Regions from separate parts of the Homo sapiens genome. Here region 1 is linked to region 2. Evidence: read pairs that join two places in POLR2A ChIA-PET (ENCODE). Cell type or tissue: B cell. All regions are shown on one strand. Each heading gives the region's core, and the rest is flanking DNA. Links, peaks and the distances in the headings are about the cores only. Region 1 has its middle 5.8 kb from the start of LINC01866. Region 2 has its middle 12 kb from the start of MSGN1.

Region 1 (4,399 bases), core at 326-4,325, 840 kb before region 2:
TTTTAAACAATGGACTTTTTAACGTAAGAAAGTTTATATAAAATATCATACATATAAGATGTAACAGCAGAGCTCCTCTGGTTAAACAGGCAGTGGAGACCTAGAGACAAATGTTATTCTTTCTCCTTGTACCCATGATGGTTCCCGAAACACCTCCTAGCTATGCTATGCTTTTCTGAACTGAGATTCACAACCACTGGTCTATTCCAATCCTCTCCAATTTACACACGGGCAGATTAAGATGAAGAAAGGGTTAATGGCATGCCCAGGCCTCTTGATTCCAAGGCCAGGGTTCTTTCCACTAACTGCACTGCCAAACCCGTCTTCCTTATCAACTTTATCATACCCATGGTACACTGAGACTCAGCAAACTTGCTCAAGTAAGAGATATCTTGGGAAAACAATAAGTTCCTTTACATATGTATTTTTATCCATGCATTTTCTAAAGTCAGTAGAATCCAAGCCCCCAAATACAGCCACAACGTCATCAAAGTTCATTTTAATGAGCAGTGATATTGTTTTACCTGACACCCCTCTTCAATACATTAGGAAGAGGGTGTCTAAGTTAAGGCTGATGAGGAACAGACCACAGAGTCACCTACATCAACTTCCCATCATTCGAGTTGACGCTGTTAAGATTCTGGTTCCTTCTCGTTTGTTAAGAATGGCTCACCCATCATCTACCCCACTGGTCTGTGTCCACCACGACAAAATATCCTGTAGTGACTATAAAAGCATCCTAGAGTCCTACAGACTCACTTTGAGAAGTTCTGCTTTTATCTTCTAGAACAAAGGCAGCCAAATCTTTTCTCTAAAGATGGTAATTATTTTGGACTTTGCAAGTCATATACAGTCTCTGTTACATAGTACTTTTTTTCTCTCTTTTAGTCAGTTCTGTGGTACAGTTCTTTGGGTGGCCTTGGACAAACCCAGTTTTCCCCACCCACCCTTTCCTGCGTGTAGATTTTAGAATAACTGTGCTGGGATGTAGTATCTTAAGATAAGAACTGCCTGAAGCAGCCTGGGCCTTGCCTTGCTCCTGTCTTTCCTAAGGAATAAAACATTTTTTTTTTTTTTTTTTGAGACGGAGTCTTGCCCTGTCACCCAGGCTGGAGTGTACTGGCGCGATCTCAGCTCACTGCAACCTCCACCTCCTGAGTTCAAGCGATTCTCCTGCCTCAGCTTCCCAAGTGGCTAGGATTACAGGCGTCCGCCACCATGCCCGGCTAATTTTTCTATTTTTAGTAGAGACGGGGTTTCACCATGGTGGCCAGGCTGGTCTCGAACTCCTGACCTTGTGATCCACCTGCCTTGGCCTCTCAAAGGGCTGGGATTACAGGCGTGAGCCACCGCACCTGGCGGAATACATCTTGATTTAAGGAGGAACTGACTGGGATGGCCTATCATTTGTTCCTCCCTACCCTAGAAGCATGATATCCTTTCAAGCTTTGCCCAGTGATTCATATTGCCCCTGAAGTATATAACCCAGGACTGGCTCTCTGTCAGGGTCCTTCAGCTGTGGTGCAAGAGGGGCACATGTAATTGATCCTCCATCCACCCCAGCAGCTTTCTTGAATCTGGTGGAGAAAGGACCAGCTCACAATGGACCTGAGACTCCTTTTATCCCTTGATGCCTATTTGTATATGAACCCACTTCATATAACTTGCTGTGTGTGAATATGTTCTCTCTTGCCAAACTCAGGCTATTGGTCAAACTGTAGCCCAAGATGCACTGGACAGACACGTCTGGACTCCTATTCCTGGCGGTTGGCATAGTGATGATCTTAGCTCTTCTCCATGCAGTGGGATTCCTCCCTCAGGATTGGTAATTAGTGAAACTACTCTGGAAGCTTTGTAAAAATATAAAGAACATTTTTAGCTCAGGGTTGTACAAAACCTGCTACAGGCCAAATTTTCAAAATGGTAAAGTCCTACTTTTTTTTTTTTTTTAACAGTTCTTCTCTCAATTTATCGCTCTCTTCTCACATTTTACTATGAGCAGCAAGAAACCACAAAGCAGCTTGGAAATCCCCTTGCTAAAAACCAGGCTCATCACTTAGAGCTTCTGCTTTCCACATACGTACAGGAGATAATTTCACTAAGCGTTCTTTCACTACCTAATGACAAGGACCCTTCCTCTAGTTTCCAGATGCATGTTCACCACCTCCTCCTAAGACTTCACCAACAGCACCCTCAAAGTTCACATTTCTCCTGACAATCTGTTCAAGGCAATTAAAGCTTTCTCTGTTATACTCTTCAAAATTCCTCCAGTCTCTCCCCACTGTGTAATTCCAAAGCTCCTCCTACATTTTTAGGTTTTCATTACGGTAGCACCCCACTTCCAGTTACCAAAATCTGCATTAGTTGCCTATTTCTGTATAATAAATTGTCATAAATTTAGTGGTTAAAACAACATCCATTAATTATCTTGTTGTTTAGGTGAGTCAAGTGTCTGGGCAAGGCTTGCCTGGGACCTTTGCTCCAATTCTCACAAAGTATCGGCTAGGGCTACTGTCTCTTCTGATATTCTGGGTCTTCATCCCGCCTCACATGTTTGTTGGAAGAATTATTTTTCTTGAACCTGTAGAACTCATTGTGGTTGCTCCTTCAAGACCAGCAGGAGAACTTCCCTTTAGGTTTATCTGACTGCTTTTAACAATTCACCTGATTAGGTTGTGCTCAACTAAGAAAATACCCTTTTTGATTAACACAAAGTCAATTGATTAGAACCTTAATTATATCTGTGAGATCCATTAAGCTTTGTCATATAAGGTAAGCAAATTATGGCAGTTGTGTCACATCATGTTCACACCCACATTCAAAGATTAAGGATTATACAGATGAGTACACCAGGGGGTGGGAGCAGAAATCTCGGGAGACATCTAAGAATTCTGTCTACAATAGCCCAAAAAGATGTTTAAACAAGTTTAAAGGCCCAATACATTTCTCCATTTTATTCTCACATGAATACTTTTTAAAAATATTTTCCTTCATCATGCAAATTATATTGGGCTTAGTGTATGGACTAAATTAAACCTACTTCTCATTGTTGTAAATCATAGCTTTAATACAGAGTTCTAGTCTGGGACTCAGGAAATTTGCCTTTTAATCACATTTCTGTCCTAAGCTGACATGTTGGGTATTCTCAGGGAATGGAACCACATCTCACTGAGTTTCTATTTCTTTTTAATATATTGAATATCTTACTACCAGCTTTTTCTTTTAGCTCCTAGATTCTTTGGTTCAAATATTTCTCTATCTTGAGGTATAATTGTTTGACAGCATATTTCTTAATGAAAAGCAGACTTAGTGAGTGAGGGAGGGTAACAAGAGCCACAGGCCACCAAAGATGAGATAAAAGGGGAAAGGATGAGGGGGCTAGAGTTAATCCCACCCTTTATTGCCCAGAGGAGACAGGCTCTGCTTGGGAGTTTGGATTTGGAATCTCTTCCCAAAAGAGATTTTAAGTGAGCCTCTCAGGAAGCAAGAAGAATGTGTGTACTCCTAGTCCACGTACTTGCCCCTCTAATCCTGTGGCTGAAACAACCTTTTTCTTCACAGCATCTGAACTGAGAGTGTGAATGTTAACTCTGCCATTTTCATGATTAAGTGGTTTTATGGTATGAAAAGTTAATCCAAAAAACTAGGAGCTTAGAAGCTAGAGGTCTTCGTCAGTCAAATTTAAAACCAAATAAGATACCCTTAGCTTCTGTATGTACTAAATTCAATCTTCAATTTTTAAGGGGTAATAAAAATTTTAATCAGCCCACACATCTTTAGGGTTGGAACATTTCCCACAGATATGATAGCAAGTTCTGTGGCTAAAGTTTTCTATCAAAGCTGAGTCTGTCTGATAAATGACGAGTTTGCAGGCCTTTCTCCAAGTGAAGGCAAGTCTCAGTGGAGACAAAGGATGGGGGTTGGTCCCAGAATGGGTGGTTGTGTGACACAGTGTTAATTGAATACAGCTGCTCCAGGTCTGAGATAAAATTGATGGGCCCCTTTGTAGTCTGAAGATGCAGATTCTGAATGAACAACATTAGCTCAGAGTCTATTGAGCTCCTGAAGCTCTGTCCAGACTGATTCCTGTTCATAGACAAAGGGCAAAGAAAGATCCTTAGAGTAGAACAAATAATCTTATGTTGTTACTGACAGACTTCTCCACAGAGAGCTATTTAGGCAATAAAGGGGAGATATATAGAGACTTTGTGTCTAGAGTTACATTGTACTCTATAGAATAGTGGTCAAATACACATGCATGCACATACACACACACAGATACACACATACACATACACATACACACACACACACGTTTAATAGACAAGAACTAATCTGCAGGAAAACTACTGTAATCTCCACTTTACAGATGAGATTAGTGAGGCAGAGAGAAGTGAAG
Region 2 (4,399 bases), core at 151-4,150:
TTACAGCCATGAGCCACTGCACCCGGCGGAACCGTCTTTTTAAAAATATGCTTTCCCTCTCCCCAGGTGATTCTTGATAGCAGGGAAGTGTGGGAATGCTGTGAATGTGAACTCTATGATTCCCTACAGCGAGAGGCTTATCCGTGGGCTTCATACCTGCTGGAGATGGAGGGTAACCACTCAGTCCACAAGGGGCTGAGCATAGTTCTTCAACTGCTCAGTAGCTACACTTCTGGGATGGAAAAGACTGGAACTTTTTTTCATGAAACAACATTTCCTCTCTTTCATCTTTCTTGTTGTCCTCCTCTGAGTCTCTTCTCCACTTCTTTCTACTCTTTGCAAATGAAACACGGAACTCCAACAAGGTCTCAGCAAACCTTATATCCTACCTGTCAATGTCCCAGTCATCTTTACAGGAGCACTTCCACCTGAAGCTCCTCCCTCCCTCCCTTCCTTCCTGCCTGCTTTTTTTTTTTTTTTAAATATTTAAATAAGTGTACTACCCATATGCTTTGATTCAACTTGAGAGCGCCTGTGATTCCTGAATCTTTTTCATTTGCACATGGACCTAATCAGGCCAGCCTTGACCATTCACTGGTTTTGAAATTCTAATTTTTAAATCAGTAATCTTTTTTAATTTAGAAAATACTGACAACTGTCAAGACGATAGCAACAATTGAGTACTGACAATGTCTGAGGGCAGTAGTATGACATTTCTTTATGTATATTGATCTTTACAACAATCTTGTAAAGTAGCTGTTGTTATTATCCCTTTATTTCAAGTAGAGGAACTGAGACATTAAGAAATGAAGTTACCTGCTTATAATCACTTAGTTAAGTAAGCAGAGAAGTCAAGGTTGGAGCCTAGGAACTCTGGCTCCTAACCACTAGAAGAAAGTAAGATGAATGAAGAAAAAAATACTCTCAATTCCTGTTACCAGAAGTAACCACTCTTAACACTTAGTCATATTTCTATGAGAAAGAATTTTCAATTGGATCAAAGTATTAATTTTATATGTCCTACTTAAAAGCCTTAATATTAAATTAAGCTTTGTATATTAAATGTTATTCATAATGATTTCTTTATCAACTATATAATATTTCATCATATGAATAGGAAATAATGTATGCAATTACCTCTTTGCTATTAGATATTTGTTTCTAATTTTTTACTGTAAGACTATGGCGAATATTTTTTATCCTAAATATTTGACTGTAACTTTGTTTAGTTGTATAAAGTCCTTGTGTCAAAAGTACTTTTGAATCTAAGATGAATTTTGGACTTTAAGTTACTTTAAAAATTGAACCAACTGACTCTCCCACAAGCAATGTGTGGGAAGGACCACTTCCTCATCCTCTTGCCAACTTTGCCAATTTGGGAGGTGAAAAACGGCCTTGCCTTGTCATTTCCATTTACATGTCTTTGATTACTACCGAGGTGAACATTTTCTTCTATGTTTATGAGCCACTTGTATTTCTTTTTCTGTGAGCTGTTTATTTATGCCCTTGTTCATTTTCCCAGTGGCAAGCTTGTATTTTTCTTATCTGTGTGAGTTCTTCATAGCAATAATGTTTTACCTGTCATGTTTGACTATCCCGTATCAAAAAACTGAAAAATATTTCCCCCAATTTCTTCTTTGCCTTATATCTGCTTTTTAGGTGTCAGTTAACTGGCAAGTATGGAAATCTGAATTGAAAACACTCAAAAGCAAAGGCTAAAGTTTGTGAAAATAAGCAGGTTCATTATGCAGACAACCATTTTTAGTATTCACTTTAATAACAGGACTTTTGTCATCACTGAAGAAAAATGAAGAAGTAATGTTGCACTTTTCTTCTTCTCAGGCTGGTAAGAACAGGGGAGAATCCTTGGAGAACAAACTCCGTGCAAATTGCTTTCAACTTTTTGACATGGGTATTAAAATGCCACCCCAAATACCAGTGGTAATAAAGAATCCAACTTAAAAGGGGGAGTAGGTGTAAATGTAACACATGAGATTTCATTTAAATCTTGCTGGCCAGTTGCTGAAGAATCCATGGAGAAGCACTCAAGGCTGCTACCCCTCCCGAGTTGGTGACAGAAAACTTGGCTATTTGGGGATAAATGTTGACATTCTGAGATTGCCGAATCAAGACAAGCTGCTCATATTTCCTTGCAATAAGAATAATCACAGCATCCTGCCCTGATGCTCTCCAGGGAGAATGAGCTTCTGTTCCTCTTTTTATTACCCTCTTCCTCTTCTCTTATGTTTCTTCACCCACACTTTGCAGTCCCCTCTCTGCCACCCTCCTATCTTCTGCATAACTGCCCATTGTGGGTGGACATGGTGACTGCATTTTGTTCCCAAATTAACATATTTAGTAATATTTTCAAAAGAGAAAGAGGTTTATATTCAGGTGCCAGGGACCCCGCAGGGACATGGCTGCCCCCAAATGGATTCTTTTTAGAGTAAACCACGCTGCCTTGGCTTCTGTGCACATTCATTTGGCAAAGAAAATTCACAAGGCATTTGACTGTGGAGCGAGCTGATGAGACAGGGTCCTGAGCCCAGACAGTGGAAGTGCTTGAGAAAGGGAGCATCCCAGGTGTTTGGGAGGGAGAATGCTGCTTTTCCTCATGACCACCTAGTGAAGGGGATGAAGAAAAACAAAACTTCTGGTCAGGCTGGAGAAGTCCACAAGACTCTGTTCTAAAGGATTTCTACAGTTTAGAACTCTTCTGTTTCTCACTTCTCCTGTGAATTAAGTTTAATTATTTTGTTGCCGTTTATTTGTCTGTTGCTTTGTCCTGCCCAAGGGTTAAATACCCAGCCTGTGAAAATCATCTGTTCACACATTGCATGATGCTCTACAATTTATTATTAAATGGATCAAAACCAAAATGTTACTCTTTGGCTTTACAATGAGCCATAAAGTCAAATCACGAGGCCCAACTACTTTTATTATTTCCTTAGCATAATGGCAGTCACATGAAAGTCACAGTCCCAAGAGCCTCACACAGGCTTTGCTGAAACTGTCACAGGCTTGACAGCACAGCAGCTCCAGGCCGCTATCCATGCAGGAGAGCACCACTTTCAGTTCTCTTTGCTAACTCAAGGACACAGGAAAATGTCACATTTCACTTAGTTGTTTTCTTCACACATACACACACACCTATATTCCCTTTGCCCCACAAGAATTATCTATTTTCTGGTGAATGTTAGCTGAGTGCCAAGACTGTGTGGCAGTGTGAAAGGGCCCAGGTTTTTAACTTTTTTTTTTTTTTTTTTTTTTTTGAGACAGAGTCTCACTCTGTTGCCCAGGCAGAGTGCAGTGGCATGATCTCGGCTTACTGCATCCTCCGCCTCCCATGTTAAAGAGATTCTCCTGCCTCGGCCTCCCAAGTAGCTGAGATTACAGGCGCTGGCCACTACACCCTGGCTAATTTTTGCATTTTTAGTAGAGACGGAATTTCACCATCTTGGCCAGGCTGGTCTTGAGCTCCTGACCTTCAGTGGTCCACGCATCTCGGCCTCCCAAAGTGCTGGGATCACAGGCATGAGCCACCACTCCTGGCCCAACTTATGTCTAACTGTACACACACAGGCTCTGTCCCATGACTGGAAGGCCAGGGCTGGGCTGGCCAGTGGAGTTCTGTATGGCTGTGGCTATAAGAAGGTACTATGGAGTGTACAAAAGTCAGGGGAGTGTGTAGAGCTCAGGGTGGGCAGGAGCCCCCACAGCAAAATACAGCTACTGAAATCAGGGTGCACAGAGCCAGCAGGGTCTGAGTGTCTCAGAGACAAGCAGTGAGGGCAGGGATGGGCGAGAGTACTGCAGCTGGCTCTCGGTGTGGCAGCTGCAGAGCCGATGGGTGTGGCTATGGTTTGGAAAGAAGCTGTGTCCCATGACCTTGGGCAAGGTCCTTAGCATCTGAGCTTTGCTTCTTCCCTTGTAAGATGATGATAATGCCTACCTAACTGGACTGTATGGAGGATGACATGAGTGAATGTATGCAAGGCCCTTATTTTTAGCTCCTAGCATAGAGTACGTGCTGTAAGTACTCAAAAAATGGAAAGTGTATTACTGTTATCAATATTAATATACAAAAGGATTTTATTTTTAAAAGAATGTTCTATATAAAGTGTTTAATTCTAGGAAAATATAATTAAATATCACCTTTACCTGCTGCTTGATAATAATAATAATGTGGCCTAAGGCCAGGGAAAGCACTAGAAGTGGTAGGGAATGACAGCTGCCTTCTATTCTGGAACTGCAAACCCAAAGATGTAAAGCAACTACAAACCTCACAATGAGGGGTCCTTCCAAAATCCTCGTTCACCTATCTCCTCTCTCGGAACATAACATCACTCGCTGAAGTCTTGTGATCCTGGGGTCAGACTGCCTAGGTCTAAATTGTGCT

Evidence for each region. ChIA-PET counts read pairs that join two places held together with the same protein. Peaks named below come from ENCODE experiments on the same cell type or tissue, not always from the same donor. Only the 100,000 strongest peaks of a DNase experiment are listed, where the experiment ranks them.
Region 1: POLR2A ChIA-PET joins it to region 2 with 11 read pairs; 1 of 35 experiments calls an interaction of 5 or more read pairs at or near these places.

The regions. Positions count from the first base shown.
Region 1 is chr2:16,958,717-16,963,115 of GRCh38, forward strand. No RefSeq gene overlaps it. Among named protein-coding and RNA genes, the nearest start is that of LINC01866, 5.8 kb to the right of the region's middle. In B cell, for the core only: no CTCF peak of the experiment used is centred there; a DNase peak (open chromatin) is centred at 2,035; H3K4me3 peaks cover 1,103 bases; H3K27ac peaks cover 1,420 bases.
Region 2 is chr2:17,802,333-17,806,731 of GRCh38, forward strand. No RefSeq gene overlaps it. Among named protein-coding and RNA genes, the nearest start is that of MSGN1, 12 kb to the right of the region's middle. In B cell, for the core only: no CTCF peak of the experiment used is centred there; DNase peaks (open chromatin) are centred at 2,229, 3,029 and 3,860; H3K4me3 peaks cover 1,398 bases; H3K27ac peaks cover 2,672 bases.